Regions from separate parts of the Homo sapiens genome. Here region 1 is linked to region 2. Evidence: chromatin loops called from intact Hi-C (ENCODE). Cell type or tissue: mammary epithelial cell. All regions are shown on one strand. Each heading gives the region's core, and the rest is flanking DNA. Links, peaks and the distances in the headings are about the cores only.

The links. A loop is a pair of places that touch in the nucleus more often than their neighbours do. Peaks named below come from ENCODE experiments on the same cell type or tissue, not always from the same donor. Only the 100,000 strongest peaks of a DNase experiment are listed, where the experiment ranks them.
Region 1: it touches region 2 in a loop (2.8-fold over the local background); 2 of 110 quality-filtered maps call a loop at or near these places.

Annotation. Positions count from the first base shown.
Region 1 is chr15:51,113,175-51,129,713 of GRCh38, reverse strand. All of the region lies in intron 1 of MIR4713HG (MIR4713 host gene), which reads right to left. Among named protein-coding and RNA genes, the nearest start is that of TNFAIP8L3, 27 kb to the right of the region's middle. RefSeq lists an enhancer at 8,268-8,562. In mammary epithelial cell, for the core only: a CTCF peak has its summit at 8,371; DNase peaks (open chromatin) are centred at 8,403 and 12,213; H3K27ac peaks cover 1,570 bases.
Region 2 is chr15:51,000,300-51,015,472 of GRCh38, reverse strand. AP4E1 (adaptor related protein complex 4 subunit epsilon 1) reads right to left here. Exons shown (of 21, transcript NM_007347.5): 20 at 14,290-14,447; 21 at 9,578-12,971. The coding sequence ends at 12,811. Among named protein-coding and RNA genes, the nearest start is that of MIR4713HG, 30 kb to the left of the region's middle. RefSeq lists a silencer at 11,004-11,249. In mammary epithelial cell, for the core only: no CTCF peak of the experiment used is centred there; a DNase peak (open chromatin) is centred at 11,172; H3K27ac peaks cover 1,557 bases.

The DNA.
Region 1 (16,539 bases), core at 4,776-12,775, 120 kb before region 2:
GAGCCAGGAAATCTCGATCTTATTAAAGCTCCCTGGGGTTATTCTGCTGCATCCCAGGATTGGAGAGTATTGCTTAGGATATTAAAGTGGCAGCCCCTGCCACAATGGAAGCAACTCTGGGAGTAACCTAACCTGCCTCCTAAAAGTAGATTCCTAGCGACACCTGGAAATAGCCTAAACTGAAGCTGGGTTAGCCCAGTATTGTGTGGGAGGTTCTGAGCCCATACCCAGTCTTCTCCACTTCCTCAGGTGTGCCCTGGGGTAAGTAACTTAATTTCTCTAGGCCTCCTTTCCCCTCTCCTACAAAATGGAAGTGATAATAATTCCTGCATTGTGATAGGAATACCTACCTAGCTTTCAGGGTCAAGGCAAAGATAAAGATACATGTAAAATATTTCATCCTAAACCTGGTGCATGGGACTGGCCCAAGAAATTATTAACTCAAGGATAATAACATAACCTTGAACTATTTAACTAAATATTACCTAAATATATATTAACCTAAAATACAACCTTGCCTAATTTACAATTTTGCCTGTGATAGCTCTGCTGGACGCCATCAGACACTAAGCCCTTTCACTTCAAAATGCAAATTATAGACATTCATTACATGAGATATATAGATACAGATACAGATAGATATATTTAAAGAGCAGTTAGCTTTACAAGCATAGGATAATTCCAGAACTTCTCTCAAAGCTTGCTTAGTTATCTGTCTTGTATTAACATTTTTGTGCATGCATGTGGGAGGTGTGGTGTGTTAGCGTGTGTGTCTGTGTGTGTGTGTAAATGCATAAGGACTATGAGCTCTCCAGATGAGGTTTGGATGCAGTGACATTGACTCATGAATAACTGCTCAGGGGGATTCCTGACTAATCCACAGAAAAGCAACTGCCAACATTAATTCAGGAAAATGAAGTGTATTGAGGGCCTACCCCGTGCCAGGCACTGTGTTAAAAGTATTATTTGCTCTCTCATTCAATCTTTAAATAAGCCCATAAAATTGTATGATACTGTTCCCAGTAACATGTTGTTCCTACAAGACGAGGAAACTGAGGCTCAGAAAGGCTAAGCTGCCCATAGTTACAAAGTTGTGGAAGGGTGGAGGCAGAATGTGCCTCCAGGTATGGGGTTTCATTGAAGATGATGAAAATGTTCTAAAATTAGTTTACGGTTATGCTTGTGCAATGTGGGCATACAAAAAAACCACTGAATTACACACTTTAAACAGGTGAACTTTATGGTATGGAAATGATATCAATAAAGCTGCTTTAAAAAACAAAAGTGCACCCAGGTCTAGCTGACTCTACAACCAGATTTGAATGAAAGGCTTCTGGTTTAAAGAGTGCTTTCATGCGAATCACCTTGTTCATGTCTGGCCCCTCTTCCACTTCCACCACCACCCCATGACTGTGGAAAACCCTCTTCCTCCTAAGGGGAGGGGTGAGATGGATAAACAAAGCCAAAACTCTTGTATGGCCTCCAGGCCAAATGGTCAGCAAGCCTGAGGTGGGCATGAGTGTCAGGAATCAGAGTCAGGAACGTGTGGGATAAGGTGCCCTTCCATACACACCAAACCTCTGCCAAAACCTCATCAGCCATTTGCAACACGAGCTGGCTAGCCTTTGTTTAAAATCCAGATCTGTTCTCCTTTGTTTAAAATCCAGATCTGTTCTCATGGATCCCACTGGAACCACTCAGCAGCTCACCTTTGCCTTTAGGGTTACATGTGGAGCCTTTAGCACAAACCCCAAATCCCTCAAGACCCAGGGCCCCTCCACTGCCACTCCACACCCTACAGTCTGGCCACACTGGAGACTGTACTGTCCCCTGCCTACCCATGATGCTCAAGTCTTCATGCTCAGGCCTGCATTGCTCCTTGTCTTCCTGGGAGGATCCTACTCAGCAGGGGATTTGATGTGAACATCTTATGTGTGGCTCCCCTCTATCCTCTCCCCCACAGCCCCGCATCCTAGTCCTCCACTTACATTTTCTTTATATACCTATCTCAGCATCTTCCACACTGCATTGTCACCATTTGTTTCTTGCTGTCTTCCCTTCTCTCCACAGCCCTGTCTCTACTGTTCCATACAGACTACTGATCACTTGCCACTCCACTTAGATAGTGCAAAGGCACTGTTGTGGCTTGAATTATGCCTCCCAAAAAGATATGTTGAAGTACTAACCTCAGGTCCCTGTGAATGTGACCTTAATTGGAAATAGGGTCTTTGTAGTTCTAACGAGTGAATATGAAATCATACTTATTAGGGTGGGACCTAAATCTAACAGGGCCAATGTCCTTATAAAAAGAAAAGAAGACACCAACACACAGGGAGAACACCGTGTGGTGAAAGAGGCTGAGAGTGGAGTGACACAGCTGCAAGCCAAGGAACGCCAAGGATTCCCACCAGCCGCCAAAAGCCAGGAAGAGGCAAAGAAGAGTCCTCCTCTAGAGTCTTCAGAGGGAGCACGGCCCTGCAGACATTTGATTTCAAACTTCTAGCCTCCAGAACTGTGAAAGAATAAACTTCTGTTGTTTGAAGTCACTCTGTTTGTAGTACTTTGTCACAGCAGGCTGAGCAAATGAATACTAATACCTCATGCCCATTAAGACCAAATCTGATTTCATGATCTCATCATCCAAACCAGCCTCTCCCCTGATTTTAGCACAACCTTCATCCTGTTACACCAGACAGAAACCCACAAGCAGTGCAGGCAACTTCCTCTCCCTCCTATCCCCATTTCCAGTTCATTATTTTAGAAGACGTTACTGTGTCTTCTAAATATTTCCGCAACCTGCTCGCTTCTCTCCAGCTCCATCCTGCCAACCTAGTTTATCATCTCTCACCTGGACTACTGGCCTCCCCACACACATTCTTGCCCCACCAATTTTTCTCCACACAGCAGCCACAATGACATTGTCAAAAATGAAGTCTTTTTTTAACAAGGGATGATGGGTTCTCATCCCTCCTCAACATACTTCATGGCTTTCCATTGCTCTTAGGAAAAAGATAAAACTCATTTCTCCAGCCACCGTGAGTACCACCCTCTCTCTCAGTCGAGATCCAGCTACTCTTTGACCTTTTTGGAGTTCTTTCAATTTGCCACACTCCCTCCCTCCCACCACAAAACCCTGTACAAATCATTCCTTTGTCAAAAGGTTTTTTACACCATCCCAGGCTCCCACTCAAACAGTTACCTCCTGATCTTCCTTAAGATGCAGCTTGGCCATCACTTCTTCAGAAAAACTTTCTCTGACCTGGTCAGGTAATTCTCCCTAACTGCTGCTCCCCTGGCACCTCTTCAATGGTATCAGTGAAGGGTACTCAGTCAAGATTAGGTTTGGCTGCATTTAATAGAAACCCACCTACAGTGGTTTAAACAGAAAGAAGTATATGTTCCTCTCACATAACCAGAAGTCCAGAAGTAGGAAACCCAGGCCAGGCTCCTTCTTACTCCCCACTCCACCATCCTAACAGGAGGCTTCCAGAATCACTTATGGCTCAATGCCTGTGGAAATCCCAACCAACATATTATTAGCATTCTAAGCCCCAGGAAGGAAGATCAGACAAAACTCCTCTCCTTTAAAGAGACACTCCGATTGTTCCATTCCTCTGGCTCATGGACCAGAACGTAGTCACATGCCCGTAACTAGCTGCAAGAGATGCTGAGAATGTGTCTTTCACTCAAATGACAACTAAAAAGTAGGATTGTGCTACCAAGAAAACGAAAGTGAATAGATGAGGCAATTATCATTATTGTGATTACATATTATTTGAGTGATTTGAGGATTTATGTCTATTTCCCCAACTAAATGATAAGAAATATATGGGAAAAACCTTTGTATATTTTTGCTCAGAACTATATGCATATGCCTTAATGAACATGTGTTGAGTATATTTGACAGAGCAGTCAAATTACTCCTCTGTTTCCCCATCTGATAAATGGACATAATAATAGTACCTATCTTAGAGAGTTGTTGTGAGGATTAAATTAAATAATATATGCAGACCAGGTGCAATGGCTCATGCCTGTAATCCCAGCACTTTGGGAGGCTGAGGCAGGAGGATCACTTGAGGCCAGGAGTTCAAGACCAGCCTGGCCAACACAGTGAAACCTCGTCTCTACCAAAAAATACAAAAGTTAACCAGGCATGGTGGTGCACACCTGTAATCCCAGCTACTCGGGAGGCTGAGGCAGAATTGCTTGAACCCAGGAGGTGGAGGTTGCAGTGAGCCGAGATCATGCCACTGCACTCCAGCCTGGGCAACAGAGTAAGACCCTGTTTCCAAAATAAATAAATAAATAAATAATATATGCAAGATGCTTCACATAAAACCCAGAATCTGGTAAACACTCTATAAATATTAAATATTATTATTAATCCCCACTGAGTGAACTCCTTTGAGGCACATTCTATCTCATTCACCAGCATCTAGATGCTCACTAAAGGTCACTGACTGAACAAGTGAATTAATGGATGAAGTAAATTGGGAAGGATTATAAACACATGTATTTTACAAGTGAGAAAACTGAAACTGAGTCTATTAATAAGTGATATTAGTGCTAATTCTGGTTCCACCACATATTTAAATATGAGAAATTTCAGAACCAAGAAAACAAACTTCAAAACCAGTTAACAGATTCTGGAAAGTTGGCAACAGCAGTGGCAGGCTGGCAGGCTGGGGATCTTCCTGAACCCTTGCATAAAATAGAGCAAATAGATAACAAAACTGAAACCCATAAACAACATTTCCAACAAAACTAAGTGGCAAGGGGTCCCAAGGAAGCCCAAAACATAAGCAGATGAAACAAGCCACCAACAACCACAGATCTGTGAGTTATGGATATGTGCAGAGAAGAAGCAGAGGGCAGCATCAGGGCTTCTGATGGACCTGAGAGAACCCCCAGAGAGCCAACAGATATTCACTGGGAAGCCTGGTGGGTCAACTGAGGCAAAAACTGGGAGAGGCTGTGCCCAGTCATATATTGGGGTAAGGACTAAAGAGGCTGGAGCAGCCAGAGGCCCTGGGAATGCTCTAAATTGACAGCCAGGGTTTCCTTCCAGGACAAAATAACTCAGTTCCACACTGAAAAGAAACTGCTTGTAGTAGAGTAAAAATAAAGCAGGACAGGGTCAAAAGAGTTGAAGAGCAGCTCAGATAGATGCAAGGAAGGGAACACAGCTAGTAAATCTCAGAAAGCAGGCTGCCATATGTTTTAAAACCACCTGAAAACAAAGAAGTTAGAAAAGCGAATTAGACAAGCTATCTGAACCAAGTCTCCTTCTCAAAGTTCAGACAAACTAAATTCATATAAAAATGGGCAAAAGATAAGTATCAATGTCAAATCCCATCCACGGTTACTATATTAAAAAGATGAGCAAAATGGCTTCTTTCTAGAAAATAAAAGCATACCAGAAAAATGTACTTTAAATATCTGAGCTGTTATATACAATTTCAAAACAAGACTAGGAACATTAAGAAAATGATACAAGATATGAAAGAATAACATGAATAAGAATTTTAAGGCCAAGTGCAGGCTCACACCTGTAATCCCAGCACTTTAGGAGGCCAAGGCAGGATGATTGCTTGAGCCCAGGAGTTTGAGCTGTAGTGAGCTATGATTGTGCCACTGAACTCCAGCTTGGGGAGAGAGTGAGACCCTGGCTCTAAAAAAAGAAAGAAGTGACAGATGTAAAAGAATTTTTAAAATAAGAAAAACATTTCATATTTATACAGTATATATTTATGGTTAAATATTTGTATATATAATATATTTTATATGTAAAATATGTAATTGTATTTATTTATATAATTATATTGCATAAGTTATGTAATATAAAATATATTTTATATGTAAAATGCCCATCAATGATAGACTGGATGAAGAAAATGTGGTACATATGCACCATGGAATACTATGCAGTCATAAAAAGAAATGAGTTCATGTGCTTCGGAGGGACGTGGATGGGGCTGGAAGCCATTATCTTCAGCAAACTAACACAGGAACAGAAAACCACATACCACATGTTCTCACTTATAAGTGGGAGCTGAACAATGAGAACACATGGACACGGGGAGGGGAACAACACACACTGGGGCCTGTCAGGGGGGCAGGAGGAGGAAGAACATCAGGATAAATAGCTAATGCATGCTAGGCTTAATACCTAGGTGACAGATTGATAAGTGAAGCAAACCACCATGGCACACATTTACCTATGTAACAACCTGCACGTCCTGCACATGTATCCCAGAACTTAAAATAAAATGAAATAAAATTTAAAATAAATAAATAAAAGTGAAAGGTTTCATATCTATATAAATATATTTTTATATATTCAAGTACCACCAGAGCAAACAGACACAATAAATAATTCCTCAAGAAAAATAGATGGAGAAAAGAAAAAAATAATTATTAAATTTAAAAAAACAGACAAAAAGAATTTGACAGGAAAAAAACAAATATTGAAGATATCAAAGAAGATCCAACAAATTGATAATAGAAGTGCCTAAAGATAAAAACTAAAGCAAAGGAACAGAATACCATAGTAAAATGACTGGACTCTAATTTTTAAAAAAGGAAAACAATGCTTTGGCATCTAGGCAAAAGAGCAAATGACTTATAAGGAAAAGAAAACCTGATTATTATCAAACATTTCAACATTTTATTCCATAAGCATACAGAGTACATTTGCAACTTTTTTATAAATCTAAAATTATCCTAAAACAAAAATGTGTTTAAATTTTTCTTTAATTTGTTTTGAATTTGGAACATCAAATGAAATCACAAGCTGTTTTATCTTTAAATAAGTGTGTGTGTGTGTGGGTGTGTGTGTGTGTGTGCATTTTTCTACCTCTGCCTACTGTAAAGACATAAATAATGACCCAATGGCCAATATAGCCCCCAGAATTGAGGACTTGAAGTATCACCTCCAATTTCTTGGAGAAATGGTCTGTTTTTGTTCTGGGGCAGAAAATACACGCAATAAGCCTTACAAGGCCTTGTCATGCCAGACACCTTGTCATGCCAGACAGCAAGGAAGCTATCAAAGTCTATGAGGTTCATGTCAAAGGACTGAGGAATCATCTTTGGCCAAATATGGGCATTTTGAGTTTCAATAAGGATAAACATTACAATGGACTGAAACCAATCAAATATGGTTCATAATTAATTACATTAAGAAAAAATAATACTCATCTTCAGAGGATGACAGAGAGCCTGCTGGTCATTTTGAAAACTGGGTACATAAAAGACTAAAGAATTTGTTTTGCCTTTCTTATATAAACTATACTGCTAGGTATCTTAATAGTAGATGGAGGAGGGGGTCTTTTTGTATAAAATTATTCCAGTAAATAAGTGAAAAAGACATAAAAGTATATCACCATCTTACAACCCTCCAGTGAATTACTGGATCTAGACATCAAACACCAATGGCTGCTAATATAAGATAAAAAAGTGAAAAACAGACATTATGAGCCTCCTAATGAAAAAACACACACCACTAACAATCCAGTTAAAGGGATCAAATATAGGTTCAATCAAACCTCTGGATACAGCTGCCAATTTGTAGGAAATATACAGGATGGAGAAACATTGAATTTCACCGCAAGAATGCAATTTGCAAAACCATGACTATCAAAATCTCCATATGTCAAATGGAACAGGTTTTTCAAAAGATAAACTGTCAGAAGAAGAAAGAGATGGAGGGGAATCTGCAGTTTGAAAGAGATTTAAAAGACATATCAGATTTCTTTAAGGAGCAAAATTAAACTTGAGTGTCTAGGGATGCACAATTGGAGTGATAAAACTGTAAAGATATGCAAGGAAGTGGTTACCATAAAAGTCAAGATCATGGTTACTTTTGGAGGGATGGAGGAGGTCATCATTGGAACAGGGCCCATGAAAGGGCTTCTAGGGTAGCTGGCAGAATTCTGTTTTTTCACTTGGGAGGAGGTTAGAATGATGTTTGCCTTATAACAATCCTCTAAGCTATCATTTCTTTTGTTTTACATTTTCCATATTTGTGTTTTATAATAAAACAATCAAAATTGAACAAAGAAATGTTTTGCCAGTAAAAATTATTTCAATCTTCAATTAATAAGGATGCTGGAAGAAAATATTAAAGAGCAGAAAAGTATCCACTATAATCAAAGAAATAATTGAAGAAATTTTTTCCTAATCTGAAGACACACTCAACAAGGCTATGGAAAGGATGTGTAGGCTGCTATACAGGAGTAATCCTTACAGAAAACAGTTTCTAGAAGGACTTTTGACTAAGAAGGCTGAGAGCTTAAGCCACTGCCAAGGAGTTGCTCAGGGCAACCTCAGCTTGAGCCAGGAGAGGCATTGTTTCCTGATAAAGAAGAGGTGATCGCCTGGTGTAGTCCAAGTCACCCTGTGAGTCAGGGAACATGAGTTCCTGTTTTAGCCCTGCACTGCCTCCCTCTGTGACCTTGGGTGAGTCACCTAACCTCAGTCTGTCTCCAGCAGAATGGGGAGTAGGTGTAGGATGAAATATTTTAGAGTCTCTTCCAGCTCTATCTTTGTATACTTTTATGATTCTAAAGCAGGGTCTCTCACAGCGTGATCTACTAACCACCTGTATTAGAATCATGGCCTGACGAACAAGCCAGATTCCTTGGCCTCATTCAGATCCACTAAGTCAGACTCTCTAGGTATGGGACCCTGGAATCTGATTTTGTTCAAGGACCCCATTTGTTTCTTGTAACCCTAGTTTGAGGGCCACTGTTCTAAGGTATTGTTTAGGTAGAACGAGGGGGATGATGGGGGTCAGGACATACTACCCCAAGATATGGCACCTTGGCATTTGAGAAAACAGCAGTGGCAGGAAGGTCTCCCTGGCCTTCTCCCACCCTCCTCTCCTGATGCAGGCCATGAAAGAATTCTCTAATCTTCTAAAAGTAGGTCATAAAAGCCTCATTCCAGAGACATCCTCCTTATACCTGGAGGAAAGAAATGTCACACAGAGACACAGAGAAGCATCTGAACAAACAGGCCATGGTAAGTTCCCCCCAGTTTATTACCAGTAAATCACACCCTTCTGTCCTCCAATCATACTTCTGCATGACTGTCCATAAAAATATAGTTTCCTCTGTTTCTTTGAGTCTTTATTTCTGAAGGCTCCAGTGTCACATGAAACTCATATTAAATAAATGTGTATGCTTTTCTTTTGTTAATCTGCCTTTTGTTATAAAGGTCTCAGGCATGAACCTATTGATGGATGAGGAAAGAAATTTCTTCTTCCCTACAGAGAAAAGACCTCACATCTCTTCAACTCCTTCCTTATGTCAAGCACCATACTAGGCATTTGATTATATAGTTTAGATTATTAGATTATGTCATATCTCATTTAATCTTTAGAGCTACCCAGGGAAGAAGGTCGTGTCCCTGTCTTACCAATGAGGAGAGGGCAGCTCAGAGGGTTTTGGTCACAAAGCCGATAGAGGTGATGGATCCATGTTAACTGAAGGGCTGCTTCTCGAAAAGTTAGGAAGGGAGGGAGGGAACTAAATTCACTGAGAAAATATCCCAGGATTGGAAAGATCCTAGCTGGATGAGTCTGTTCTGCTCTCAGCACAGATATATTCTGGAAAAAAAAACAAACAAACTTTGTCTTCTTTCCTATTATAAAGAGAAGGGCAGGCAGGAGTAACAGGGAGGGATGATATGGAGAGAGATAAGCAAAGTTAAGACTTTTCCTTTGTTGACTTGGAAACCATTTGAAGCTTCTGGTGCAGGAAAATAAGTAGTCCAGAAAAATCTTAAAGCTAAGTAGCCCAAAGATGGAGAATAAGACATCGAGGAATAGCTGTGACTCCAGGAGGTAAAGGAGGAATTTATAACACAGCAACATATTGACACATTGATTTTTTTAAAAGTTGCTATAAAATATTATCTTTAAATATAGGGAGTACTTAATAGACCTCAAATGCCTTAATAAAGAAGAATATTTATAAATAAGGACCGAAGATGTCATGAATAGAAGCAGATCTCAAGCACACAATGCCTTAGAGTACAGATCATGTGTTTGAAGCCCTGTGGTCTGGGTCCAGCATATCTAATACATGGGAAGAGATGATATTAACCTTCTTAAAGGTGGAATCTGCAAATAAAATGAGTGAAATTCTCGGCCAATGGCACAACTATGTGGGAGAGGAGCAGAATTTGCTTACAAATATCTGCTAGAATTTCCTAAACTAAATCAAAGGTCTGGAAGGGGCTGCCGTGTAGGTAGTGCTTGGCTCACTCAACAGGGAGAATAGAGCTAAGAAAGCCTCTGGCTACCAGACTCAGGGTGTGGGAAGTGGTTTAGTCAGACGGCATAGCCACTAAGATCACAGAAGGGTTTGCAGCCTACCAGCCACAGCCACTGAGCTAGACACTACAGGGGAGGCATTTCTGCCCTCAGGGAGCTTATCAAGCCAGTGGGAGGCCAGTCACACACAAAGAAAAGGTGACTAATGAGAAGAGATGGTGGAATGAGAACTACAGGGCGAGATGTACAAGAAGTGCTATAGAAGTACAAAGGAATGAGACACTGGAAAGGCCTAGGCTTCCAGGGAAGGGAGTTTTTTTTTTGTTTTGTTTTTTGTTTTTTTAATTGTACTTTAAGTTTTAGGGTACATGTGCACATTGTGCAGGTTAGTTACATATGTATACATGTGCCGTGCTGGTGCGCTGCACCCACTAACTCGTCATCTAGCATTAGGTATATCTCCCAATGCTATCCCTCCCCCCTCCCCCCACCCCACCACAGTCCCCAGAGTGTGATATTCCCCTTCCTGTGTCCATGTGATCTCATTGTTCAATTCCCACCTATGAGTGAGAATATGCGGTGTTTGGTTTTTTGTTCTTGCGATAGTTTACTGAGAATGATGATTTCCAATTTCATCCATGTCCCTACAAAGGACGTGAACTCATCATTTTTTATGGCTGCATAGTATTCCATGGTGTATATGTGCCACATTTTCTTAATCCAGTCTATCATTGTTGGACATTTGGGTTGGTTCCAAGTCTTTGCTATTGTGAATAATGCCACAATAAACATACGTGTGCATGTGTCTTTATAGCAGCATGATTTATAGTCATTTGGGTATATACCCAGTAATGGGATGGCTGGGTCAAATGGTATTTCTAGTTCTAGGAAGGGAGTTTTTAAGGAGAAGAAAGACTTCTAAGCCAGACTGCAAATGGGGGGAAGGTGAGCAGAGGCACAGAGTGAGCACACCACATGGCATATTGGGAGCATGGGAAGTCAGCCAATTTCGTTGGAGGAAAGGGTTCCTACAAGAAATGGAAGGTTGCAAAGAGCCAGATTGGACATGGAGTACAGGGTTTGAATGACAAGATTAAAGAGCTTGCAAGTTATTTTATAGGCAATAGGAAGCTACTGAAAGATTGGGAATAACATAACCATTATAAATCCCAGATCCATGTGTCCAGGCTTTATATGGAGTAACAATAAAAAACACAATCCAAACAGTGAAAATCAACCAAAAAGAAGAAAAATTCCTGTCTTTTACTTCCATCTCTCCAATGCATAGCTCCCAGCAATTCTTCTTCAATCCCTGTTTTTCCCCCTCCTCCTCCAAACACACTACTCCATAATCTTTTATTTGCTATATGCCTAATCGCCTCCTTCACTTCTTTCGTTTTCTCCTCTCTTCCTGCACTTTATTATAAAAATCAACTTCAATTTTTGGGCTAAGCTGTTCCCCTTCCACTCTAACCTCTCTGTTCCAACCTTTCTGTGTCGCAAAAGTCCTGGAACCCTTCAGACAAATGAAAGCACTCCTAACTGGGGTTGGGGAGTCGGGGAAGGGATGAGATATAGGGAGCAAGAGTTGAGGTATAAAGACAACATTCTCCTAATCAAAAGGAGAGAAGGGAATATTCAAGTCTAAATATATTTTATCTCATCACTGTAAGATGGGGTATGAGGAAAAAATAGCGTCTTAAGAAAATGTCTACAATTATTGATCTGACCCAGAGATGTTGAGTATTCTCCAAAATCCTGACTGTTATGATCAACACAGAGAGAATCCTAGACAGGTACATGCAAAACCATAGTCAGGTAGATATGGGCATGATGCAGTGTTTTTATGATTGGGAGCCAATGGCTGGATGGACAGGTTCAGTGAGAGGAGGGCAAGCATGAGAGAATGGTGAGCTGAAAGATTGTGTGTCATCAGGGCTGACACCAAAGATGGTGAATTATTGGCAATACTGACAAGGAAAGCTAAATTTCTGTGATTTTTCTCAAGGTTAATGAGTCACCAGTCAACCACATCCAAACACTTCAAGCTGCATGTCTAGGTCTTCTGAGAGGAATAAAAATGAAAGAGTTTATGTTTGTATTCTCGTTAAAATTTATTTTATCTTAGGCATAATTTCAGACTTATAGAAAAGTTGCAAGAATAACTAGTTATTTTGTAGAATATCCCAGATTTGGCTTTCTCTGATGTTTCATCATCATTAGATTCCGATTATGCCCTTTTAGCATCACATAGTAATGCCATTGGGTTCTTCTGAATGTCTCATATCAGGAGGAAGCGTATTTTTATTTGAAAGTAAATTACACAGGGTGTTTTTTCAGAGAATGATTCTGCAGAAAGTATGTTTAGATATAAAAAGGAGAACAAACAGCTCCTAAAGGAACCATAGTAGAAACAACTGAACAATGGAGTTATTTTCCAAGATGACACCAGAACATGGAGCTGCTTTCTTTTCTTTTTTTTTTTTCTGTCTACAAAATGTGTTTATGTGTCTTGTCCTGAGGGCATGTAACCCCAGTTAGCTTTTAAAACTTTAAAAATCATGTATTGTAAGGAACATAATTCTGTATTAGTCTCTTTATAATATACCCATAAAATGGAATGCCATGAAGCCATTAAAATGATGATGTCTAATCATATGAATAGATATGAAAAAGTGTGCAGAATAAGATTTAAAAAGCAGGGTGCAAAGGGTACTGAACCAGCCAGGCCATCACTTGCTTAGATTGTGACAGAGGCCACCTTCTGGGTCCAATTACTTGTCTTTACAAGCTACTTTATATTTGTCTCTGAAATTCCCTTCCTGAAACACAGGTCTGACCATGTCATTCCTCTGCTCAAAACCAACATGCAGATTTCCCACAGGGTGCTTGTCCCATGGAGATGTTAATAGCCGATAGGACAGCATTTTTAAATAGCAGGGGAAGTCAATACCCACAGAAGTTTAACTTTTTTTTTTTTGAGATGGTGTCTCACTCTGTTGCCCAGGCTGGAGGGAGCGGTGGCGCGATCTCGGTTTACCGCAACCTCCACCTCCCAGGTTCAAGCGATTGTCCTATCTCAACCTCCCGAGTAGCTGGGATTACAGGTGCACGCCACCATGTCCAGCTAATTTTTGTATTCTTAGTAGAGACAGGGTCTCACAATGTTGGGCAAATTAGTCTTGAACTCCTGACCTCAAATTATCCACCCGCCTCGACCTCCCAAAGTGCTGAGATTACAGGTGTGAGCCACTGCATTTGGCCCAGAAGTTTAACTTTTTAATAAACACTGGGTTAAACAAAGCCCAACAGGTTTCTTTACTGCAGAACTTATCAGAGTCCTTCATATGCTAATGGCACTTTGAATTTCCAAGAAAGAGTTCATTAGCGTATTATTTCTCAAATTTATTTGACTTCAGAATTCTTTCAATTTGCACAGAACATTCATGCTTTAGGAAAGATCCTAAAGGAGACAGGGCCACAAGATGGAAAGAGCCTGGACTCCTGACTCACTTTTTGGGACTGAGCCTCCCAGAGAGCAGCCCTATGAGAAACACCTGTGATGGACTAGTGGGTGGGTGAAAAATAAACTTTTATTGTGTTCAGCCGCTTAAACATCAGGGTTGTTTGTTATAGCAGTTAGCCTATGCTGTCCAATATGGAATGCATGCAGGTATTTAAGTTATTTGTCAAAGAATAGATTATCTTTTTTGGCCTACAGAGTTTTTGTCACAAACAATAATAGGTCACAAGACTTGTAGCCTTACTAAGGTGGTATGATAAGTCTTTGCAAACAGTATCTCATTTAATTCTCTTGACCACCCAGTAGGATAAGTACAATTATCGGCCCATCTCACAGATGAAGAAGCTAAAGCTCACAAAGATTGAGAATTTGAGATAGTAAGCCCAGGATATGCATGCAGGTCATTTGACTTTGGGTCCTTGATCTTAATCACATCAAGGTCCTACCTCCTAGGCCCAAGTTATGAGGTCAGAAAAGCTGGGTTCCAGGTGCGATTTGGTTAGTTACCTAGACTAACTGAACATCTACACAACTTACTTCCATTCTTTTTATTTAGATCAGTGGCTCCCAATCAGGGTTGATTTTGCTTCCCCAGGAGACATTTGGCAATATATGGAGACATTTTGGGTTGTCACAAGTGGGGAGGTACTACTGGTATCTAGTTGGTAGAGGCCAAACATGCTGCCACAGCATCATACAATGCAAAGGGCAGCTCCCAACAACAAAGAACCACCTGCCCCAAAATGCCATAGTGCCAATGTGGAGAAATTTTATATGTTTTATTGACAGAGCCCAAATGTCCAGAATAAATCCACACTCTTGCTTGGAATAAGAAGCTTACTTTAAAACCCTGCCTTAGGCTTTAATTCCTAAAAGGGCAAGAAAGGCCATAACCAACAAGTAGCTTTTGGCGCTCAGAGATGTGAGCCTTGGCCATTTTTGGAGGGAATCCAGCCCAAAGAAGACTTTGCCGCATATAAAGAATTCGGTTTGGCAGGACCTCAGGAACAATACATGGTGACAGAATAGAAATTCCTCTTGAAAGAATGCCAAACCTTTTTGGTTTCCTAGTAACATAATTTTCCTGAGATTTCTCTCACATTTAAATTTGCAGCATCCCTACACCTATTTTAAATCAAGGCAACAAAAGAAGATTTTTATGAAAAGATGACATAATTGAATCATCTTCTTGGAGAGAGAAGGAAACCTAAGGGCCATCTGGTCTTTTCCCTTGCCCACCTCTTCTGGCACATGGCACCCCTGTTTCAACATCATATGATGCAGGGCAGGGATGTCACCATCACAAGGATCCAGTTTCATTTCCAGAACGGTCTGTTCAAAACTTCTTTCAGGGCCAGAAACCTGCTTCTCTGACCTCTGTGTTTCCTGCCCCTCATTCAATGCACTCAGGGAGGGTAGTGGGAGAAGGAATGAGGAGATGGGTACGGGGGTGGGGAAGTGTTCTTCCATGAAAGCTTACTGGGTCCCAGGCTTTGTGCACCTCATTTCTAATCCTCCAGCATCTCTCATAGCAACCTCAGGTAGTGATCATGCACAGCCTCCCTGCCCCTGCATGTTGTCTCTTTTCCAGATGAAACATCGTGAGATCTGTTTTCACATGGAAACATCCCTTTGGCACCCTGTTCATTCATTCATTCACTCATTTATTCAGCACATAATTACTGGGCACCTATGATCTGCCAGGCTTGTGTCAGAGACTTGGGATAGAACTTTGGGCAAAATGGCTTGTCTGGAAAGCAGGGCTGGCAATACAGTCAGCGAGGGAAGCCCTCGACTTAGGGACTATTATTATTATTAACTTCAGCAAAAATTTTCCATGCCAGCACCCTATGCGGTAGCCTAGGGCATCAGGAATATATCCCAGAGGGAGTGATGTCTAGCTGGGCGGGTAAGCAGAGATCCAAAGGGTTTCACCAGGTAGCAGGGCATGTAGAGTGTTACAGGCAGAGGTAACAGTTTGTGCAAACACCACAGGGGCACCCATGGCACTGAAAACAGGTTGGCGTGGCTGATCTGAGGGAGGCTGGACTGATGCTGGAGAGGTGGGCCCAGACTGGTGGGCCCTGCAGGTCGTGTAATGGATTTGGGTTTTTAGCTGAAGGGCCACAAGGACCACTGAAGCTGAGAAACAGCAGGATTGGATTCAACTTGCAGAAAGCCAGTCCTGGGGGCTGTGTGGAGAATGGGTCAGAAGAAGCAGGAAGGCAGGGACTCTGTGTGGGAGGCTGTGTAGTTGCCCTGCCTCCCTCAGGGGTATGGTGGTGGCAGGGACTGAGAGAAGGAACAGTGATGGCAGAGAGGTTAGGGGTCTTTAACCACTTCCCATAATCTCGATCAAAGCACCTCCGAAAGTCACCTCAATAAACAGAAAGTTAAATTCAAAGCAGTGTTTAGCTATGCTCCTACGGCTAGGAAATGAGCCCCCAGCCCTGTAACCCTCCCAGCAGCAGATATTCTTTGAGCACTCCCATGTTGAAATTCGGTATCCAGCTTGAAGAAATAGAGGTATTTAGGGTAGATATGACTTGGTATTTGGACATGAGACACAGAGAGAGAGAGAAGGAAAGAAGGATGACCGGTCCCAGGCTTAGGCAGTGAGTGGATGTTGGCGAGGGAGTGTGTTTCTTGGCGGGGAAGAGGGATTCACTCGGGCCAGGTGAAGTTAGGTAGTCCAAGTGCAGAGAGAGAAATGTGGAGCCCCAAGAGAATCTGGGTG
Region 2 (15,173 bases), core at 7,174-15,173:
ATGATGAAGAGAAAAACTGAAGATATAAAAGACCCAAATGGAACCTCTAGAGATGAAAAATGTAATATCTGCGATGAAAAACACGTCTAGATTAGATTAATCACCAATTAAACAAAAATAAGTTAGATGTAGGAGGGAGGCAAGAAAGAAAACAGATAGATATCAAACTCCTCCAGAAGTGAAGGGAGTATCTTCCTTTTCAGAAATAATTCTCTCTGACCTGCCATTAAAATTCAAGGATAGTATACAGATTTAAGGTTAGTTTAGTAGTAAGAAAGACAGACCAATCACTAATGTTTTTTCTAGATTTAATCTTTGAAGACTGTAAACTGAGATCCTGATTGAAAGTCAGATCTGAGACAGCACTTTTCAATACAAATATAATGCAAGTCACACATGCAACTTTAAATTTTCTAGTGGTCACATCAAAAATAAAGAGAAATGGGTGAAACTAATTTTAGTACTACATTTTATCTAATATATCCAAAATATAATTGTAATATCATTAATATAAAATTAATACTTTACTTTTTGTGCACTAAGTCTTTGAAATCCAGTTTGTTCTATAGTTAGAGCACATCTCAATTCTGACTAGCCACATTTCAAGTGCTCAGTTCCCACATGTGGCTAGTGGCTAACATATTGAAAATTATGGGTCTAAGCAGATGCATTAGTCAGGGTAGTTCTAACTGATGTAGCAAACCCCCAAATCTCAGTGGCTTAACACAACAAAGACTTGTTTTTAATTCAGGTTACAGTACAGGGAGGTCAAGAGGGAAAGGAACTGCTCCTTTCAGAGACTCAGGTTTCTTCCAACCAGTAGCCCCATTGTCTCCTTTTTGGAAACTTTATAACTGGATTCTCTCCATCCAGCAACCTGATGAGCAAAGAGTGAGGGCATGTAAAATGTTTTAGGGCCCTTGCCTAGAAGTTCTGTATATCATTTCCACCAACATTCTATTGGAATATAACTGACTGGAACTCAATCACATGAAAATCCAACTCCAAAGGAGCTGGGAAACAGAAGAGCATGTGGAAACAGTGATGCTGCCACAACTGTAGTGCTGAATCAAAGAGTGGGGAGGCTCTTCTGCAGATCAGAGCTGCCAACACAGTCAATTTTTTCCTATCTGATTAGACAGAAAGCCAGTTGCCCTGCACAGAAAGCACTGGCCATGAAGAATGCTTCTGTTGAATACTAAGACCTTGTGGGTTATGCTGAAACTTTCTAAGTTACTGTTCTTTTATGGACTGATGTTCTTCCATATTGTTCTACAGAAATATATAAGAATCTGCTCCCCACTCTACAGTAGTGACAAGGGTGATCTCCTTGAGCTAAGAAATTTTAGAAGAGGAAGTCATATAATTTGTGAAAATCACATATGCTCAGAGCAGCCCTGAGACTCTGAACTTCAGAAGTGAGGATTTGAGAGATCTACTCCAGTCCTGTCTCTCTCTTCACTTTACAGAGCAGAAAACTATAGCCCAGAGAGAAAAGATGACCTGTCCAAGGTTAGAACTAATTTGATCAAAATTATAAGTCACTGGGCTATTATTTCTAGTCCATTGTCCATCTTACTGCAACAAGTAAATGTTGACTTTCTGATGTGCATCTCAGCTAATGCTACAACAATGCTGTCTATAAACCACCTGAAAAACTCAGTGGCTAATAGCAACAAGTATTGTTCTCATGATCATGAGTCTGCAGGTCAACTACAGTTTAGCTGATCCAAGCTGGGCTTGGTGGGCATGAAATAGGTCATGAAATCAATCTAATGGGTTGCAACTAGCTTTTTGAAAGAATGGAATAGATCAGAATAGAAGGTATCAAAGTGCATGGGACTGAGTATTAGCTAAGTGACTTTTTGTGCAATTTGAAATTTCAATTATATACATAATGTGTAAACTAGGTCATCATGTACAATGTACTTCTTACTGTGGGTTACAGTCAATATAGTTTGAAAGCCTTTACCATTTAGAAGTCTGGCCAAACATAGTGGCTTGTAATCCCAGCACTTTGGGAGGCCGAGGTTGTCAGAATGCTTGAGCCCCAGAGTTCAAGACCAGCCTGGGCAACATAGCAAAACCCCATCTCTACAAAAAATACAAAAATTAGCCAGGCATAATGGTGTATGCCTGTAGTCTCAGCTACTTGGGAGGCTGAGGTGGAAGGATCACTTGACCCTGGGAGGTCAAGGCTGCAGTGAGCTGTGATGGATCCGTTACAATCTACCCTGAGCAACAAAGCAAGACTCTGTCTCAAAAACATAAATAAAGTCTTTGAAATTGGTCAGGCTAAATATAATCCCATATGTATGTGATAAAATTATCAAAGGTTGAGATGATTGAGCCTGCTACAAACATTTTAATGAATCCTTTAATTCAAGTGGATCACTATTCTCTGACCACAAATACCCAATCTTGCATCTCTCTCCCAAATCATGTTACCTTCTGTCACTCAACCCCTTCTGTTTTGCGCTCATATCATGTAAAGTTGTTCTAGATGCTGGAGATGTATTAGTGGGTGGAGAAAATGTGTGAACTCATCAATATGACACATCTCAGGCTAAGGAATATCTCACCAACACTCCTCATGTGCCATCAATATCGTATCTATCTAATTTTGTTCCCACATCTGCTCAGTACACCATTCCTGTTAGGTCCTGTCTTTCCATATAGTTGATAAATGCAACAACAAATATTTAACTAATCAAAAGAGCTTGATTTAAAAGGTACATCCTTGGCTGGGCATGGTGGCTCACACCTGCAATCCCAGCAATTTGGGAAGCTGAGGCGGGTGGATCACCTAAGGTCAGGAGTTCGAGACCAGCCTGGCCAACATAATGAAACCTCATCTCTACTAATAATACAAAAATTAGCCAGGTATGGTGGCAGACGCCTGTAATCCCAGCTACTTGGGAGGCTGAGGCAGGAGAATCGCTTGAACCCAGGAGGCAGAGGTTGCACTGAGCCAAGATTGTACCATTGCACTCCAGCCTGGGCGACAAGAGCAAAACTCTGTCTCCAAAAAAAAAAAAAAAAAAGTACATTTTTAATGCTTCCATTTATATGAAGTTCTAGAACAAGTAAAACTCATCTATAGTAGAAAAAAAAAACAGAACAGTAGCTGCCTTGCAGCAGAGTGATGATGGAACACAGGAACTGACTGGAAGGGAAAAGAGGAGGTTCTTGGGGTAATGGAAATGCTTCACAGCTTGATAGGGTTGTGGGTTACAAGGGCATATCCATTTGATGAGGTTAAGCAATTAAGATTTGTGCATTTCAATGCATGCAAATAAAAGAACTACAAAAAATAATCTAGTGGGGGCAGGAAGTGAGGAGGTATGATAAGAATAGCAGAAAGCTGATAGTTGTTGAAGCTGGATAATGGTACATGGGTTCATTATGTCACTGTTTATTTGGTATGTATTTGAAATTTCTGTAATAAAAAAGTTTACAAAATTATTGCAATTCAGGTCTTTCCAATTATGCCACTTTTATTCATGGTGGCAGCTGTCATAGGACATATGAATGCTATTCAATGTTCTAATCATCTTCAACAAAATCTGAATCAATAAAAAGGCAACATCTGAGAAACCAATTATAAATGATGTTTTATCTATAAAAACCTAGGAATTTCTAAGTTCCAAGATATACATATTCTATGTCTGTAAATGAAGACTGGTCCAATAATAGGGTACAAAATAATTTCATCTTTCCCATAATTCACAATAACTATTTACCCCTATAAACCATTAATCAATCAACTAAAATAAGAAAATAAATTCTAATACCTTGATAACTATCACTAACAGGACCAGCTTGTTCCAGTCACTGGTTTTGTCCTTGCCTTCATTAAATTATTTGGTAGAGATCAAATGCCTCCCCCTGAGAATGTACATGCCTTGCCTCTGCTCCTTTCTACTTGTCATATAAGGAATGGAGGAGATGTGCAATTAAAATATTTCTAAGCACTTTCACTGAAATACAATTAACCTCTGGGCTCTAGTCTCTCCATTTGGCACATAATGTGCCAGATCCTATCAAGGAAAAATTTCCTGAAGTCAGCCATTTAGTGGCATTGGCAATGTAATGTTTTGGGGAAGGAAAAGTACTCATCCACTTAGGAAGAGAGTTTAAAATAACTAACGGAAATTGATTCCCTCCCTTGGAAAAAAGCCTACAATCTGGCTGCAACTGCTTACAAGGACCCACTATTTTTTCAGCATTAAAGATGCTCCAGGAAGCTCATATGCTCCACATCATCTGTACTTTCTGCACAACCAGGTCCATCTTCTCATATCCGCAATATTTATAAGTTCTCAGGATTCTCTGGGATTCACCTTTTGGGTGCTTTCCTACCTTGGATCCATGTACCTATCATAAAAATTTTCCTGTGTGATGCATATGAAACACATTTCCTTTTAAGTAACTCCTTTCTGCTGCTTTATCCCAGAAGGCCTGTTCTTTCCCAACTTTCCTGATGTTAGTGATCTTATTAATGTGTAGTTGTCCCTCCCTTTATCATAGCGCCTACTTTTATGAATAAGTGATGCTGATTTAGCTAGTAAGTCTGCCTTATCATATTCATTAGTTCCCTATTTTTAACTGCCCCAATTAGATGTCTACTACTTTCTGTCCTAGAACAAGTTTTTAGATCAATAAAACTTTATGAACTATATAATACAGAAAAGTATCCCTCCTCCAAATCATAATTTCTATCTGTAATAACATTGCATTGCAGAGAGATCTCTTAAAGGCATGACATGTTCTTATAAAAGAGTATTCAGGCCGGTAAGGGTCTCATGAAGATATCATGTTTCCTCTTTCCCACCTGGTACAAAATGGCATAGGCTATTTTCACTGGAACCCCTTTCTGCTGACTTAAATATTTAAACTGGATCAGATCATATTTCTTTACTTCTGGGAGGGCCACAGAATTAGTAATATAAATCCCTGGATATTATCTGGTCCCAGGTTACTTATTTTGAGTGGGCAGGTCTCCTTAATTATTCATTCAATAGATGAGTGACTGTTATTGAGTGTCTATTGTGTCAGGCAAAAGGGACATAAAAACTTACACATAAGAAAAAGAGAGGACACAAACTACTAATATCATAAATAAAAGAGGGGACATCACAACAGATCCCATGGACATTAAGAAGATAATCAAGGAACACTATGAATAACTCTAAGCCTGCAAATTTGATAACCTAGATGAAATGGACCATTCCTTGAAAGACACAATCTGCCAAAACTCACACACACACAAAAACTACCTGAATAGGCTTATCTTTACAAAAAAGTTGAATCAATAATTAATAAACTTCCAAAATAGAAAGCACGAGGCCCAAGTGGGTTCACAAATGTTTCTACCAAAAGAAGAAATTATACCAGCTCTCTTCCAGGAGATAACTACAGAGGAAATACTTTCTAACTCGTTCTATGAGGTCAGAATTACCTTAATGCCAAAACTAGACAAAGACATTACAAGGAAAAAAATATATAGACCAGTCTCTCATAAATATAGATGTATAAAACCTCAACAAAGCATTAGCAAATCAAATCCAACAATGTAAAATAAGAATTATACACCATAACCAAGTAGGACTTATCTCAGTTATACAAAGCTGGTTCAACATTCAGAATTAGGCCAGGCACAGTGGCTCATGTCTGTAATCCCAGCACTTTCAAAGGCCTAGGTGGCAGATTACTTGGGGTCAGGAGTTCAAGACCAGCCTGGCCAACATGGTGAAACCCCATCTCTACTAAAAATACAAAAAACAAATTAGCCGGGCATGGTGGTGTGCACCTGTAGTTCCAGCTACTCACAAGGCTGAGACAGGAGAATTGCTTGAACCTGTAAGATGGAGGTTGCAGTGAGCTGAGATTGCACCACTGCACTCCAGCCTAGGTGACAGAACGAGACTCTGTCTCAAAAAAAAAAAAAATCAAAATTAATGAATGTAATCCATCATGTCAACAGGCTAAAGAAGAATAATCATATGATCATACCAATACAGAAAAAAGCAGCTGACAGGCCAGGCGCGATGGCTCACACCTGTAATCTCAGCACTTTGGGAGGCCAAGGCAGGCGGATCACAAGGTCAGGAGTTCGAGACCAGCCTGACCAATATGGTGAAACCCCATCTCTATTAAAAATACAAAAATTAGCTGGGCGTGGTGGCATGCACCTGAAATCCCAGCTACTCAGGAGGCTGAGGCAGAGAATCACTTGAACCCAGGAGGCAGATGTTGCAGTGAGCCGAGATCGCGCCATCGCACTCCAGCCTGGACAACAGAGTGAGACTATGTCTCAAAAAAAAAAAAAAAAAAGAAAAAGAAAAAGCAGCTGACAAAATCCAACACCCATTCGTGATTAAAATCTCAGTAAATCAGGAAGAGAGAACTTCCTCACCTTGATAAACAATCTCTACAAAAATCCTACAGCTAGCATCATACTTAATGGTGAGAAACTAGAAGCTTTCCCACTAAGATCAGGAAGAAGAGAAGAATATCTCCTCTCACCCCTGCTTTTCAACATTATACTAGAAATCTTAGTGAATTTAGTAAGACAAAAAAGGAAATAAAAGGTACACTGATTCGGCAGGAAGAAATAAAAGTATCTTTGATTAAAGATGTCTCTTCTACCCAACTTGATCTTTAGATTCAATGCAATCCCAATAAAAAACCCAGCAAGTTATTTTGTAGATATCTATAAACTAATTCTAAATTTTATATGAAGAGGCAAAAGACCCAGAATAGCCAACATAATATTGAAGGAGAACAAAGTTAGAAGACTGACACTACCTGACTTACAGACTTACTATAAAGCTAGAATAATCATGGCAGTGTAGCACTGGCAAAAGAAAAGACGAAAATAGATGAGTGGAAGAGAACAGAGAGCCCAGAAATGGATCCACATAAACATAGTCAACTGATTTGACTGATATGGTTTGGATGCTTGTCCCCTCCAAATCTCATGCTGAAATGTGATTCCCAGTGTTGGAGGTGGGGCCTGGTGGGAAGTGATTGGATCATGGGGCAGATCCCTCATGAATGGCTTAGCACCATCCCCTTGGTGATAAGTCAGTTCTTGCTCAGTTAGTTCACATGAGGTCTGTTTGTTTAAGAGAGTCTGGGACCTCCCTCCTCTCTCTCTTGCTCCCTTCCTCACCATGAGACACGAGCTGCTCTCCCTTTGCATTCCACCATGATTGTAAGCTTCCTGAGGCCTCACCAGAAGCAGATGCCAGCACTATGCTTCCTGTACAGTCTGCAGAACCATAAGCCAAGTAAACTTCTTTTCTTTATAAAATACTCAGTTATTTCTTTAGAGTAACGTAAAAACAGAGTAACACACCAACAAAGAAGCAAAGGCAATATAATGGAGAAAAGATGTTCTTTTCAAGAAATGGTGCTGGAACAACTGGACATCCACATGCAAAAAAAAAAAAAAAAAAAAAAAAAAAAAAGAATCTAGACACAGACCTTACACCCTGCACAAAAATTGACTTAAAATGGATCACATACCTGAAAGTAAAATGCAAAACTGTAAAACTCCGAGAAGATATCATAGGAGAAAAATCTAGATAACCTTGGGTTTAGCAATGACTTTTAGATATAACATCAAGGCATAATCCATGAAAGAAACATTTAATAAGCTGAACTTCACTAAAATTAAAAATCTCTGCTCTGCAAAAGACACTATCAAGAGAGTGAAAAGATAAACCACAGACCAGAAGAAAATATTTGCAAAAGACACATCTGACAAGAGCATATTACCAAAAATATAGAAAGAACTCAAACAATCAGAAAACTTGATTTAAAAATGGGCTAAAGCCCTTAACAGGCATCTCACACACACACACGCACACACAAACAGACAGATGGCAACAAAGCATATGAAAAGATGCTCAATACCATATGTCATCAGGGAAACGCAAATTAAAATGAGATATCACTACACACCTATTAGAATGGCCAAAATCCAGAACCCTGACACCACCAAATGCTGGCAAGGATGTGGAGCAACAGGAATTCTCATTCTTTGTTGGCAGGAATGCAAAATAGTACAGCCACTTTGGAAGACAATTTGGCAGTTTCTCACATAACTAAACATACTCTTAACACAGGATCCAGCAAACATGCTCCCTGGTATTTGTCCAAAGGAGTTGAAGACATGTCTACACAAAAATCTGTATACAGTGTTTATAGCAGCTTTATTCATAATTGCCAAAACTTAGAAGCAACTACGTCTTTCAGTAAGTGAATGGATTAAAAAAGCTGTGGTATACACAACGAATTTTTCAATGCTAAAAAGTTAGCCATGAAAAGATATGGAGGAAACTTAAATGCATATTAAGAACAATCTAAAAAGGCTACTACTATATGATTCCAAAGATATGATATTCTGGAAATGGCAAAACTATGGAGATAGTAAAAAACATAAGTGGTTACCAGGGGTTGGGGGCAGGAGGGCAGAAGGGATAAGCAGGCAGAGCACAGAGGATTTAGAAATCCTCTAAATTCATGTGAACACACTCTGTATGATACTACACTAGTGGATTCATGTCATTATACATCTGTGTAAATCCACAGAATGTACATCATGAGTGAACACTAATGTAAAACATTTGGTGATAACAATATGTCAAGGTAGGCTCATGAATTATAACAAATATAACACTTTGGTAGGGGATACTCATAATGGGAGAGTCTATGCATGCATGTGGGAGGAGGGAGTATATGGGAAACCTGTTCTTCTCGATTCTGCTTGAACCTGAAACTGCTCAAAAAGTCTTAAAAAAGAGCCTATCAAAAAAAATAAAATCTATACACACACAGAGAGTTCCTAAGCACAAAAAGCTCAGTCTCCCATTATGCATACACTAAACCAGTAACTATCATGCAATCATTAACCCTGGCCCATAGGGCTGCAGGCCACCCCTCCCTTCAACAGCTCCCTTCTTTTCAATTACTACAGTGAGTGTGGTGCATTTAAACTTCCTTTTTGACTTCAGTGCCCCAAAGATGGAGCTTCAAGTCTCAGGGGTTTTTTTTCTTCTTATACACTGTAGCCAACAAGAGACACAAATCAGTGGAATTTAAACTCCATTTCTGATCTAGCTTTGTGTTTCAGGATACATGAGGCAGAGATGGCCAGCACACTCAGATTCTTTGGTCACTAAGTTTCTAATTGATTTACTGTGTTTCTGGCATCTTCAGACATCTACAAAGGAAGGCATGATGGAAACAATGTTCTGCTTTAAATGCTCTGGTCAGCCTAAGGTGAAAGCAGGAGATATGGACAGGCATCCTGAGAAACAATCCATGCTATAACTTGTCTGAAGCCCACAAAGTTCTCTCTGACCATCATACAGAAAGAGAAATAGCAATATCTTTACTTTTAGCCAACGAGACAAGATTCTTTGGGGGCTGTAATGAAAAAATCATTCTTTTCATCCCATTCTAATTGCTCCTGCTCTTTTTAGCTGATGTCTACCAAATTATTGTTTAAATAATATTACTTATTATTCAGCTACTTAGTTAATAAAGAACATAGACCAAAAAACAGTGCAGATCACTTTGTATTTATTACATTACTGAACTTTTTCAAATGACAGAATTCAACTCCAAAATAAAGTAATAAATGCCTATTAAATAATTATTCACTTGTATTTTTCTCTCCTAAAATTTTAACACAGCAAAACATCTTAAAGACATGTGAATAGGTTCAGTGCACTCTCAGTGGCTCACAATCATGAGGCAAATACTACATTTATCCATAAAAATATAAGATAAACAGATCAATATTTTAAAATATTGCTGACATAAAAGGAAAAAATAAAATACTACACTTTTACCACAATTATTTTGGTAGATGATAGTAGAACATTGTTTAAAATAATGCTCCTCTACAGGACACATGCTGTGCTTGGTATACTTGGCACATTAGCAGTTGGTAACTGCTCAGCTTCCATCTGCAGTTTCTCTAGCAGGACCCTTACTCAGGCCCACTTTCAAACCCTGAGCTCTGATCTGCCTGCCTCCACAGGGACTATTCTGGTACCCTTCTTCCTCCGTCTACTCTTAAGGCTTTTCTGTCTTCCCTTATATTCCCCCAGATTCACACTTGCTGCCATCTCCATTTTCAGCAAAGATGCCTGGCACAAAACTCACAAAGCTGAGCACCTCCTCCATAGCTCTTACCCCAGATGTTGTCCCTTCACTGACTAAATTATGACTATTAGGTAAAGAGAATGAATCTACCCACAAAAATAATTTGGCCGGGCGCAGTGGCTCACGCCTGTAATCCCAGCACTTTGGGAGGCTGAGGCGGGCAGATCACCTGAGGTCGGGAGTTCGAGACCAGCCTGACCAACATGGAGAAACCTTGTCTCTACTAAAAATATAAAAAAATTAGCCGGGTGTGGTGGTGCATGCCTGTAATCCCAGCTACTAGGGAGGCTGAGGCAGGAGAATCGCTTGAACCTGGGAGGCAGAGGTTGCAGTGAGCGGAGATTGCACCATTACACTCTAGCCTGGGCAACAAGGGTGAAACTCTGTCTCAAAAAAAAAAACTCCCTACTTTACAGTCACATCTCCTGCAATGCAAAAATAAAGGTTGGTGGACACCTGATTTACAACTTAAAATATTCAGTGAGTTTAGACAGAATATATACTGCTCTGAAGTTCCTTAAAATCTGTTTTTCTATTATTGTTTGTTTTTAAAATCATAAAAATATAAAAAGTGTAAACTTTCTAATAAACATTCCAGTGAAACCCTGTTACACTACTTTTTATTTAGTGGGTCAGAAAGAACAAAAGTGACACCATGTTCCTTTGGGCAGACCCAAAATCATGCTCCCAGCCCTAAATCTACCATTACATGTCTCCCACCCATTAGACAGCTCTGTATGCCAAGCATGTCTCTCACGACAACTGCAGCTACCACTCATGAATACACCCTGTAACCAAGCAACAGATCTCCCTGGTAGCTGTCCATGTGCTCTCAGCATCTTACACCTATTGCTTCACACTCGACCTAGCCTCAGTAACTAGGCAAACATAGGGAAGTAAGGACACAAAAAATTGGAGCACCTCCTTTGTGACATGCTGCATTCCTTTGCAAAGTGAGAAGGCACTTCCTCTCTGTCAGAGTCACAGCAGAATTAGGTAAGGGGCGAGGCATGCTGCTGACAGAGGTAGGAATAAGGAGGGAGCTGATAAGGCTAGCTACCAGTGTCCACCACACCCCTGAAGTCAGCACACTCATTTCATCATGACACTGCTGAGAGCCTGGGGATGAATCTGATCTATTCAAAAGGAGGAACCTATTATGCAAGAAATTCCAGTCACTTATGACTCTTGTAGCAAGGCTTCACTGTATGTTTTTAAAAGAATAAAATTAAGATGTTATATATTTTTTAATGAATAACTTAAAAATTAATTGAGAAAGAAAATACTGCTTTTGTTTTTAGGGAGGAATACTCGACACAAATGACTAATGAAATCTATTAGATCTGGAGAATCCCCTTAGCTTCTTTATCAGCCATGATTAATGAGATAACCTAAAATCAGAATTCCTGACCTGGGTGATTAACAGTACCAATTAACCAGAGTATTAACTGCAATGACTTAAAATTGTATTACCTGAATAGTCTCCATGGTGAAGTGTCAGAAAAGGTGAAATAATAAATATTTTCCACAGCACCATAAGATTTTATAAAATACTATTTCAGTTAATGTACAACCTCAAGGTTTTGGTCCATCATTCATATATAGGCTTAACCTCTTTTACTGATAATAGTTCTGACAGAGGCCACACAGGCATAACTATAACATGAAAATGATATATTTTACTGAAGAACCTGTATGTTATACTTAGTCTCTGCTTCAGCTATATCCATTAAGTACTAGTGGATTCAAAGGCCAGGAAAAGATAGTTTTGCCATTTATACTCTAATCACAAATTTTCATTTGCCAAAAGGACCTAAGTAGTAACCAACTAAAATATTTGTCATAACTAAAAAGTCATTTTTGTATCTGTTTGCTTTGTTACTGTGTGCTCTTATGGGTTTTGTTTCTATATAAAATGGCTCTGAGTTTTCAAAATAAGAATAGAGTGATTTACTTTGAATTTTAAAATAACTCCAAGTGGAAAACAGACAAATTTTACAGCCAAACGATCTGAAATTATGTGTAACAGTTATCTATAATAAAAAATAGATCACAGATTGGATCCCCTCAATATCCAGCATGCTCATGGATCTCCTACAACTGTTAGTGTGTGCTATGCCAACTTAGTTCAACACTGATCTAAGCAAAACATAATCGAAAATATTGACTTCCCTACCAAAAACCATACACTACATTCCAAAGCCAAATATGAATTAAGTTTGAGATTATCAATTTCATGTCTCCCTTCCATTTAATGCAGAAAACTGAGACTTGGCTTTATTACAAATTAGCTAGCACTAGAGTAAACGTGCTATAAAATTATTTATAACAAAATAAATATTTTCAGTCCCTCTACACACTAAGTGATATATAAATCATTAGCAGTTTATAACATTAGCTTAGGTCACTTTTTGAGGGACCTAAACATACTGTACAATCCTGAGTTAAAGGTTAGGGATACAGTTTTGGGGATCTTTCTTGACCAGGAATCACAAAGAAAACATATAAACCACACTTGTAATAATCCCCATTTTCATTAGAAGTACCATGAGTTCTTTTTACTTTGGTAAATAAGTTTATCTATGTAAACCATTGATCTTGATGGAGTAAAATTTAGCAGGGCTTCTGCTAGGATCCCTCCATCACCTTTTGACACTGATACAGTAAATAGTCAGGAAGAGTAGAACAGGAGGATCTGAACCACAGGGCTAATACATCTGCATGAACTCGGCAATGCAGTAAGCAGGGGATGGATGGGAGCAGCTGACAGGCCAATAGCCCTTCATTGCCTAAAACAAAACAAAAGTGAAAAATGATTTAATGCAAAAGGAGTTAAACAGACATTTCTCCAAGAAGATACACAAATGGCTAATAAGCACATGAAAAGATACTCAATATCACTAACCACTAAGGAGACTGCAAATTGAAACCACAGTGAGATACTATACTTCATACACATTAGGATGGCTAATATTAAAGAAAAAAACAGATAATAACAAATGATGATGAAGACGTGGAGAAACTGGAACCCTGGTACATTGCTGGTGGGAATATAAAATGGTGCAGTTGCTGTGAAAATGATATGGTGGTTTCTCAAAGAATTAAATCTAGGCCAGGTGCAGTAGTTCACACCTGTAATCCCAGCACTTTGGGAGGCTGAGGCGGGCAGATCACTTAAGCTCAGGAGTTCTAGACCTGCCTAGGCAATATGGTGAAACCCCATCTCTACTAAAAAATACAAAAAATTAGCTGAGCATGGTGCCACACACCTGTAATCCTAGCTACTCGGGAGGCTGAGGCACGAGAATAGCTTGAACACGGAAGGTGGAGGTTGCAGTGAGCTCAGATCGCACCACTGTACTCCAGCATGGGTAACAAAGTGAGCCTCTGTCTCAAAAAAAAAAATTAAATCTAAAATTATCATATAATCCACCAATTCCACTTCTGGGTATATAACCAAATAAAGAACTGAAAGCAGGGACACAAACAGGTATTTGTATAACCTTGTTCATAGCAGCATTACTCACCATAGCCAAAAAGTGGAAGTAACCCAAGTATCCATTTACAGATGAATGGATAAACAAAATGTATCACATTAAAATTCGGACACATTCTACAACATGGATCAACCTTGAAGATATTATGCTCAGTGAAATAAGCCAGATACAAAGGGACAAGTATTGTATGATTCCACTTATATAAGGTACCTAACACAGTCAAGTTCATAGAGACAAGAGGTAAAATGGTAGTTGCCAAGAGGTGGAGAGGAAGGGGAAAGGCGGAGTTAGTGTTTAATGGGTATAGTGTTCCAGTTGAGGAGGATAAAAAAGTTCTGAAGATAGATGATGGTGACAGTTGCACAACAGTGTAAATACACTTAATGCCACTTAACTATATGTTTAAAAATTGTTAAAATGGTATATTTTATGTATGTATATTTTCCAATAAAAAATTATTTAATACAGTCTGAAAAACACATTCATCTGAAAGACAGTCATAATAGGAAATAAAGCTCTGAGAAATCTGATACTTGTAAGAGTTGATTTGTGTTCCAATTATAAGAAAGCTCCTATAAACACAGAATAGCCTTTTTATAACTCTACAAACCTATAATCTCAATAATATGGAGTCTTAGTTTCTGTTGCAGAGTCTTTAGTGCAGAAGGAAGTGCAGCTTGAGATTCTGACATTTTTACATTTTGTTTCACATCATTTGCGAAGGATAACCAGAGTTTCCCAAAGTCGTCACTTGAGATTTTTAATGGTCTGAAAATAATTTTTAAAATTAGATATATGTCAAAAACAGTGAAATGATTCTAAACAACAAATTTCAAATGCCTCATGAGAATAAAACATAATCATTGTAAATCTGGGTCCCATAAGATTTATGTCTTTAAACCAAATATGCTAAAAATGGTTAGTATCATCCTCCAACCTGATGAAAATACTGAAAGCAGGTATATTATTAAATTTAAAATATCATTTCAATAAACCACTCAGTTATCTCTCTTTCTACTAGTCATTCCAGTAAGATTTTACCAAGTAATTTCATAAATCATTCAACTATAATACAGAACTTTTCTTTCATATTTACTTTGAATTTGGGGATAATGGGATACTCTATCAAAGTTATGAAAAAGAACATGAATACAAAGATCTTGCACCTTAAGTAAATTAGACCAAAAGAAAGAATTTTAACAAACACATTTTTTAAATGGTTCAGGAGACCTCCACAATCACACAACGTAAGTTTTTTGAAGGCTGGATTTTATCCTATCAGCACCACAGGCATACAGTACTGTAATAGACTGACAGTTATGTTATTACTAAAAGACTTTAAAGAATGGGGAAAGCTGGGCATGGTAGCCCTCGTCCCTAATCCCAGCACCTTGGGAGGCCGAGGCAGACAGATCGCTTGAGCCCAACAGTTTGAGACTAGCCTGAGCAACATGGCAAAACCCTATCTCTACAAAAAACACAAAAATTAGCTGG